Linked DNA regions of Homo sapiens: regions 1 and 2 are each linked to region 3. A link is a contact called in ENCODE Hi-C or POLR2A ChIA-PET data. All regions are on one chromosome and are shown on one strand. The core of a region is the stretch at or near the end of the contact, and the rest is flanking DNA. Distances in the headings are between cores, read along the strand shown.

Region 1 (2,700 bases), core at 10-2,509, 740 kb after region 3:
ACGACCTGGGAGACCCAGGGACCTCAGGAAAAGCAAATGGCTCCACTAAAACTCCCTCCTCCAACCTTAATTGGTCAAATGCCAAAATAAATGAACTTTCCAAAGTTAAGAGCTTTGCAACTTTCACTAGGAGTAACTACAGGTGCACAAGCCAGGACCGACGAGTCTACGAACCCCATCGTGGCCGGCGGTAGTCGCTGGTCGAGCCTAGCGCCCAGGCCCAGGCCACCTCCATGCCGTGCGACCCGCCGGGAACGGGTTCAGGCCCGTCTGCCCAAGGCCAGAAGCACCCTGTCCCCGGCCCAACGCCGGATCGCGTCCCGCCCTTCTCACCCCATACCAAGGAAAGGAACTAGACGCTTGGGAGAAAGGATGAGCAGCACCCGGTGGGATTCGGCCCCAACCCGGGGCCGTCCCCAACTCCCAACTTCCCAGAGTTTCCTTCGGCCTCGTCCCCCTTCCCACGGCTCCGAGGCCGCCGCGGCCTCCCCTCGCTCTGAGTGCAGATAGCCCGGGAAGTGGAGAGCGTAGCTCGGAGCTAGGGAGCCGCCCCCAGGAGCCTTGGCGATGGGAGCGCAGGTGGCGGGCGTGGTCCCTCCAACCCTGCCCTAGCCGACCCGGAGTCGGCCTCCGTGCAGTAGCCACCGCCCGGGTCCCCGCCTGGTTACAGCATCAGGCCACAGTGCGCTGGTTCTTGATCACTCTCCTGGCTCGGTGGCCGCCCCCCGCCCTCTCCCAGTCCGCGTCGCTGTTCTGCCTCAGGCCCCGGTGCGGCCCCAAGTCCCAGCCCAGGGCCCTTAGGTCCCTCCAGGCGGCGGTGGCGGCACTCACCTGGGTCGCGGAGCCGGGGTCTGGCACGGTCCCGCAGGTGGTAAATGAAATCCTGGCAGCTGTCGTGCTCCAGGGCCCCACGGGCACAGAGCTCGGCCAGCAGCTGCAGCGCCTGGTGACAGAGCGCGTCCCTGGCCCCGGGCATCGCCCCCCCGCATCCTCGGACCGCGCCGGGCAGGCGGGCGCAGGAGACAGCCCTCCGCCTGCCAGCTCAGAGCCGCCGCCTCCGGGCCGTCCGCGCTCACCGCCAGGGACCTGCCGAGAAACGGTGCGAGCCTGAGCCCGAGCCCCAGACCCAGCCGGCCCGGCCTCCCACCGGTTGCATGCAGCTCTTCGCCAGCCGGTCGGTCAGGCTTTCTCTCTCTCCCGCCCGGTCCCTCCGTCCCTCCCCAGACACCGAGGAGAGGCGGTGCCGCACAGCCCAGAGCGCCTCTCTGCTTGCGCTCCGCCCGCTACTCGCGGCCGCCGGGGGGCGGGGCCAGGTCAGGAGTGCGCGCCGCAGGGTAGGATAGCGGCGGCCCCAGACCGGGGACCTGGGGTACTCCCCGGCTCCTGGCCGAGCGCGAGACTTGGCTTGGGACCTCGCGCCCAGAGCGGCCGCGCCCTGGCTTGGGGAGTGTGAGTGAGTGCGCGCTCCGGGCGCTTTCGCTACTCCACCCCTCATCCCTGATGCAAACCAAGCACCCGCTCCCACCGCCGAGTGTGTCCAAAGCACGTTCTTGGATGCCTAGTGCGAAGGTTACAATCTGGGCACACCCGCCAGATGCGCAGAACCGAGTCCCTGCTTCGAACTTGGAAAGAGCCGCCTGGGTTTGAACCATGGGCCTATGGGTGTCAGATGCCCAAATGCAGGGTTTGGGTCCAAGATTCGCCAACAAAGGAAGGATTTCCCAAGCACAGGCCCTTTTCGACCACTGTGGTGATTTGGATGGAGAAGGTGGAGGCTCTAGGTCAGAACTAAGATCAAATAAATAAACGATTCCTGGGAAAGACCCTGAGGCTTACCTGGGCTTCGTGGGTCCCTTAGTTTTCTAAGCAACCGTTTGGAAATCCAAACATTGCCAAAGTGTCTTCAGCACCCAAGGAGGAGTATCACAGAATCTTGGAGAGTTGGAAGGAACCTCAGGGCACCTCTCATCCACCCATCTTTTCAGCCTTTCAAGCAGTAAAGCCTAGAAATAACCACGAAGTACTCTGGGTGTGTGTGTGTGTGTGTGTGTGTGTGTGTGTGTCACTGTGCCACAAGCCTTTTAGGTACATAATCTCATTTAATTCTGTACATAGCCCAACAAGGTCTGTGTAATTGTTATCCTCATTTTACCAATGAGAAACTGGGGCCTGGGGACTCACAAAGGTGTTACTTGCTCAAATTCATACATGATGAAGGTAGCTTTGATTTTCTCTCTTTCTTTTTTCTTTTTTCCTTCTTTTTCTTTTGTCTTTTTTGTAATACTGGTGTTCAGGCCCCCACTCTAGAGCAATTAGAGTAGGATCTCTAGAACTGGTAACTATCATTCTTAGCCATGAGGTTGTGCCGTCTCTACGGACATATCACAACAATTCATATTTGCACAGAAAGATAATTTGGGATCCTATAGAATGCTCACGCAACAGGCAACCTTTGAAATCCTGCTGTGAATGGTACTAGGGTTTCAGGGAACTTACATGGGAATAGCAGAGAAAATGCAAAGTTGTAAAGGTAAAGATGCCTCCAGAGAGTTGCAAAGAGACAAACAGAGGGAGGAGAAACCAGCTTTAAGGGAGCCTGTAGGGGAGGTTGAGCAGATGCTGTTTCTTCAAAGGGGGGAACCCCTAGAGAAGAAGAAAAAGGCCATGAACAGAGAAGGTGACACCAGAGATAGTGTGATG
Region 2 (2,700 bases), core at 184-2,683, 920 kb before region 3:
GTGTCCAGATTCTCCGTAAATTCCAGAAAGATCCAAATGTGGTCCATCAGCAGGTGATGGGGCATAGTTTTGGTTCACACCAACTTACCCCACACTGACTTGAAGTATAGTCCATGAATTCAGCCATTGTTCTGAAGGAAGCACTAAGGGTTGGGGGTCTCTCTTCTCTCTATTTGAATAAATGGCACGTCACAGGTTAGCTCTAGGATTCCCTACTGGAGAATGAAGCCATTTTGGAAATAGTCTCCTTTTTACTTTTGGAAAGGCTCTGCAAGTTTATGTCAGAAAGAACGATGTTATTGAGAAAGAATTCCAACTCTAAAAGATAGACATGCAATTTATCCAGGATCTAAGAGACAGGCTTGCAGGCTTTCCTCTACTATCAGATGATAGCTGTAAGATTTTTTTTTTTTTTTTTTTTTTGAGACGGAGGTTTCGCTCTTGTTGCCCAGGCTGGAGTGCAATGGCGCGATCTCGGCTCACCGCGACCTCCGCCTCCCGGGTTCAAGCGATTCTCCTGCCTCAGCCTCCCTAGTACCTGGGATTACAGACATGCGCCACCACGCCCGGCTAATTTTGTATTTTTAGTAGAGACGGGATTTCTCCATGTTGGTCAGGCTGCTTTCGAACTCCCGACCTCAGGTGATCCGCCCGCCTCGGCCTCCCAAAGTGCTGGGATTGCAGGCATGAGCCACCGCGCCCGGCTAATTTTTTTTTTTTTTTTTAAGTAACCAACCAGGGCTGAACACTACCGTTATTCTACAGCTACCCAACAAGAATCTGTCAAATGTAAAGCGTTTTGAAAGGACTTTTCCATTCATTGTTCTGATCCTTTCCAGCTTCCGCTAAGGGAAGGTTTCCTCAGCTGCTTCTGCGCTGCGCACCCCTGGCTCCCAGCGGGCTACCGCGGCGCGAAGGACTGGGGCGGCCCCCGGCACAGCGACCCTCACCTCTCCCGGGAGAACGCGCTGCGGGCCGGCTGCCGGCTGTTTCTCTAGGTGGGGCGCCTCCCGGGCAAGGACCCCCATGCAGCCTTTGGGACGCTCCAGGGCATGCCAGTCCACCGCCCTCCTCTTGGCCCTCTCCAGCACTTCTAGAGCCAGCCTTGCTGAACGCTGCAGGGAACGTCGGTCCACCCCATTCAGCGCTGCGGCCGCCAAACAGTTGTCCATGGCTCCCTGAGTGGGCACACAACGTACAAACGCCGGCGGGTCAGCTGGGCCGCGGCGACCCTGCTCCAAATCCGGGTGGGAGCCCCAGCCTCGACCTCCCTGGAGACCACCGCTCCTGGTCCGCCCCCAACGCACACTCCAGCGGGAGCCCAGCCAGGACTAGGCCTAGCGCGCCCGCCCCTTCCATTTTCATCTACCCCTTCCGCTACTTAGGGAGCCCCCTCACCCGGCTCACTCGTCAAGGCGCATGCGCGCAACGCTATTCTAGGAAGAGGGACCAGGCCTAGCGCTCCCGGCGGCGCCGGCGCAGCTGGGCCATTGGCGGAAGGCGGGAGAGGCGGGAGAGGCGGGAGAAGTGGGGGAGGCGGGGCGGCTGGGCGGCCAAACACGCCTTCTGCGTCCCAGCCTTGGCGTCTGCGCGCGAGTTGCCTGGTTAACTGCTGAGCGCTGGAGGCGGGGCGCCGGGCGCTGGGGGCCGGGGGTCGGGGGTCGGGGGCCGGGGGTCGGGGGTCGGGGGCTGGGGGCTGAGGACTGAGTCGAGCCAGCAGCCCAGGGCATCTGTCCACGCTGTCAGAGGAGCCTCTGGGCGTGGGGCTGGCCCTTAGAGGGCTACTGCGCTGCTTAACTTGGTGGGTATAAAGGCAGGTCTCCTGTTGAGCTAAAAAATTATGGGGTACCAGCTAGGTAGGCAACATAGCGAGAACCCGTGTAGACACACACACACACACACACACACACACTAGCCAGGAGTGGTTATGGGGTACCAGCTAGGTAGGCAACATAGCGACAACCCGTGTCCACACACACACACACACACTAGCCAGGAGTGGTTATGGGGTACCAGCTAGGTAGGCAACATAGCGACAACCCGTGTCCACACACACACACAGTAGGAGGAGTGGTGGCGCGCATCTGTAGTCCCAGGTACTCGGGAGGGTCGAGGTGGGAGGATCGCTTGAACCCGGGAAGCGGAGGTTGCAGTGAGACGAGATCGCGCCACTGCACTCCAGCCTGGGCGACAGAGGAAGACTTCGTCTCAAAACAAAAACATCATGGGGAATAAGGCAAGTGCCTCCCGCGCCTCTTTCTGCTTGGTCTACATTTTGGGGTGTCGCTACTCTTGTTTGAGGAGGTGATTAGGCCAAACTGTGTGGCTGCCAAGGTGGCCTTTGGAGAAGGGAACAGCTCGGGATTGAGGCGAGACGGAGGCGGGGCTGTCTGCAGATGTTCCTGGCCCCCGGGGCAGGGGGCGCCTGAGAAGTTGTAGGGTCTCTCATAATCCCTCAGCGCAGCTCTCTCTCCCCTCCAGTGGGAAGTACGGATTCACATATTTTTGGAGACCTGTTCTCTTGGGGTCTGACTCCATCTTTTAGGAAGACTGCACCATGTTTAAGTAAGGAACTGTGAATGCTTACTTAAACCATGTTTAAGTAAGGACCTGTCACTCCACTCCGCTGGTTATTTGGTAGGAGATACAGCCCAGGCTCTCACTGCTAATTAGTGACTCAGCCGCACCACCCAGCGCAAA
Region 3 (2,700 bases), core at 200-2,699:
AACAGATTTTAGGTAATCTGCCCCAAGTCACATGGCAAATGTTTTGTGAGGTCTGCTTACAAATCTTGTCTGCTTTGCAATATACCAACTGTCTTCTATGGTGTAAGAACTAGTAGATGTTCAAGAGTATGAAAGAGAAAGAATGCTTGTAAATAAAGTGGATTCACAAAGCTATTTAAAATCTGGCACTAAGATGGAATGGAAACGAATTTCATGGGACCAGCATAGTCTCCAGAAAGGAATTTATTATCAACAATCCCTCTTTAGTGCTTTTCCATTTTACAAACTACTTTAACATAAAATATCTATTCCCCAAATTTGGAACACAGGCAGAGAATGGGTCATTTTTCGACCTGAAGGTTAAGGGCAGAAATATAAACAGATAATACAACTGTTTGCGTCCAAATGCAAAATGGGGGAACAGGGTTTCTCACATTAGGTACTAATATTAGGGGACACTGAGGGACACAGATCAGGCTCAGACGTTTAGGACAGCAGAACACTATAAAATCCCAAGCGGGTTCCAACCAAACCGGTTTACTTGTTGGGAGGAATGTTTTTTTACAAACGTCCCCACTCCTTTGACAACTGGTTAGAAAACTTTGTCAATACCTGGAAAACGATGACATTTAGTCAGTGGATAAGGGAGAAATATGTGGTCACTGGTATAGGGAGTCAAGGGTTCCTGACTTCCCACTCGGCGTGTGAACTCATTTTTGGTAGATGCAGCCCATCATACTTGCCATAAACTGCTGTTTATGTAAAATGTAAACCACTGGCATAAATGTAAACCACTGGCATAAAATATTCAGTAAATGACACAACTACTCCTTGTGTATTTTATGTCGCTTAAAGTGACAGCAATCCGGCAGGAGAGAGAGGAGAGATGCAAGTGCTTGAGAAGATAAGTCACAGCAAAAGGTAGGATGCAGATATAGATTAAGAGGTCATTGGGGATGGGAGGAAAGGACGGTAGGACACCAGGAATTAAAGAATTAATGAGTTAGGGGAGTGAGATAAATGAGAAGTGGGAGGAAGAAAAGAATGTTAACTTTCTCTGACCACTCACCCAACAGGGTCCCGATAACTCGGGCAGCACCCTCGTTGCGTCTCTCGTAGCTGTCCACAATGGAGGCCAAAATGACTGGGTGCAGCCTGACCACGCGGCCGCCGGGGAAGGGCCCTGGAAGAGCAGGACCAGGCAGAGCGGGCGCTGGGGTCTGCGCTGGAGCTTGCGCTGAGGCCGGGGTCTGGCCAGGAGCCGCAGTTGCAGCCGCTGCTGCCGCAGGGTCTGAGGATGAGGCTGGAGCCGCAGCGGGAACCGGAGCCGCAGCCGGTGCTGGCGTTGGCGCTGGAACTGAGGCTGGGGCCGCCGCCGGGACTGGGGTTGGCGTGGCCGGAGGAGCACTTACTGGTACCGCCGGTGTGGCCATCTTGTCGAGAAAGAAGGAGGCGGAAGCGGAAATGACAGCATTCATGAATATCAGGAGCTTGATAGGCTGAATATACACCACGTGAGCTAGAGCTTTTTGCTGATTGGTTACTGGTGATACTTCTCGGAGCACTGAAATAGTCCCGCCGTTGGTAATTTCTTCTGGAATTTGTGCGCTCTGCTTTTGGCCCGAGGAGCACTCAGGAAACCCTGGGCTAAGTAGTTCCGGGTAAAACTTGGGACGGCGTTCGAAGAGAAACACTTTGTGCAGCTGCCGCCAGGTGGAACCAGAAAGCAGCGCGGAGGTCGAAATTCGTGTTTTAGACTTAAATGAGATAATGGATGTCAAAGTGCCTTTAAAAAGGATTTTAAGGCCAGGCGCGGTGGCTCACGCCTGTAATCTCAGCACTTCGGGAGACCGAGGCGGAAGGATCGTTTGAGCCCAGAAGCTCGAGGCTGCAATGGGCGAGAAGGAGAACTTAGCTGGATTTCTCCTGCTGCTTTGAGAAGAGACTGGAGGGTGAGGGGAGGTGAGGAGAGGGAGGCGAGAGAGGGAAAAGCAGGGAGACCTGCTGGGAGGCCACTAGGTAATCTAAGTGAGAGATGATGGTGGCTGGGACCAGGCTGGTAGCAGTAGAAGTTCTGAGAAGTGGGAAGATTATGGATATATTTTGAAGGTAGTTTCAATAGGGTTTCCTGAGAAATTGTATATGAGGTGTGAAAGAGAGGAGTCAAGGAGGACTGCAATTTTTTTTTTTTTTTTTTGTACTGAGCGATTAGTAGGATGAAGTCACCATCAATTGAGATAGCAAAAGCTGTAGGTAGAGCAGGTTTTGGGGAAAAGATCCTGATTTCATTTCTGAATGTGTCACCTTTGAGATGTCCATTACACATTCAAGTGGAGTTGTAATAAGGTGTATAAACTAGTCTGTACTTTAGGAGAGGATTATATGAGGTATTGCCTTGTAAAGCTCTTAGCACATGCCTGATATACAGTAGTTATTAAGTCATAGCTATTATCACTATGTGATGGAGGGAGCTCTGACCATAACCCACTGTGTAACTTGGGGCAATCTACAAGTTTTTTCTGAGCCTCAATTTCCTTCTTGGTATAATGGGGTGATAACATCTGCTTGTAAAGACAAAACAAAACACCAAAAAAACTGTCAACTCCCTTAATTAGGTCAAGTCCTAGTGTCCAGCTGGCAAGTGGATAGGTGAGGTTGAACTTCTTATCCCTGATTCTGTGCCCAAGAGTTGATTTCTCC

The links. A loop is a pair of places that touch in the nucleus more often than their neighbours do. ChIA-PET counts read pairs that join two places held with the same protein, here RNA polymerase II (POLR2A). Pooled maps may share reads with other maps.
Region 1: a map of head of caudate nucleus shows a loop between it and region 3 (5-fold over the local background). The contact joins the promoter of SYT9 here to the promoter of EIF3F in region 3. A Hi-C loop is called at or near these places in 1 of 168 maps with a recorded cell type or tissue (head of caudate nucleus).
Region 2: a map of CD4-positive, alpha-beta memory T cell shows a loop between it and region 3 (21-fold over the local background). The contact joins the promoter of AKIP1 here to the promoter of EIF3F in region 3. A Hi-C loop is called at or near these places in 1 of 168 maps with a recorded cell type or tissue (CD4-positive, alpha-beta memory T cell), 1 of 37 single-sample maps with no recorded cell type and 10 of 50 pooled maps. POLR2A ChIA-PET finds 5 or more read pairs at or near these places in 2 of 52 experiments (PC-9 and activated T-cell).

Annotation. Positions count from the first base shown.
Region 1 is chr11:7,250,463-7,253,162 of GRCh38, reverse strand. SYT9 (synaptotagmin 9) reads right to left here and starts at 1,259. Exons shown (of 7, transcript NM_175733.4): 1 at 832-1,259. The coding sequence starts at 976. RefSeq lists a silencer at 1,227-1,366.
Region 2 is chr11:8,909,922-8,912,621 of GRCh38, reverse strand. AKIP1 (A-kinase interacting protein 1) reads right to left here and starts at 1,433. Exons shown (of 6, transcript NM_020642.4): 1 at 1,399-1,433; 2 at 951-1,178; 3 at 89-169. The coding sequence starts at 1,172. It also overlaps a transcript of DENND2B not described here. RefSeq lists enhancers at 1,129-1,218, 1,229-1,298 and a silencer at 1,389-1,668.
Region 3 is chr11:7,986,086-7,988,785 of GRCh38, reverse strand. EIF3F (eukaryotic translation initiation factor 3 subunit F) reads right to left here and starts at 1,449. Exons shown (of 8, transcript NM_003754.3): 1 at 1,070-1,449. The coding sequence starts at 1,433. RefSeq lists enhancers at 1,155-1,204, 673-1,211, 1,212-1,751, 1,635-1,814.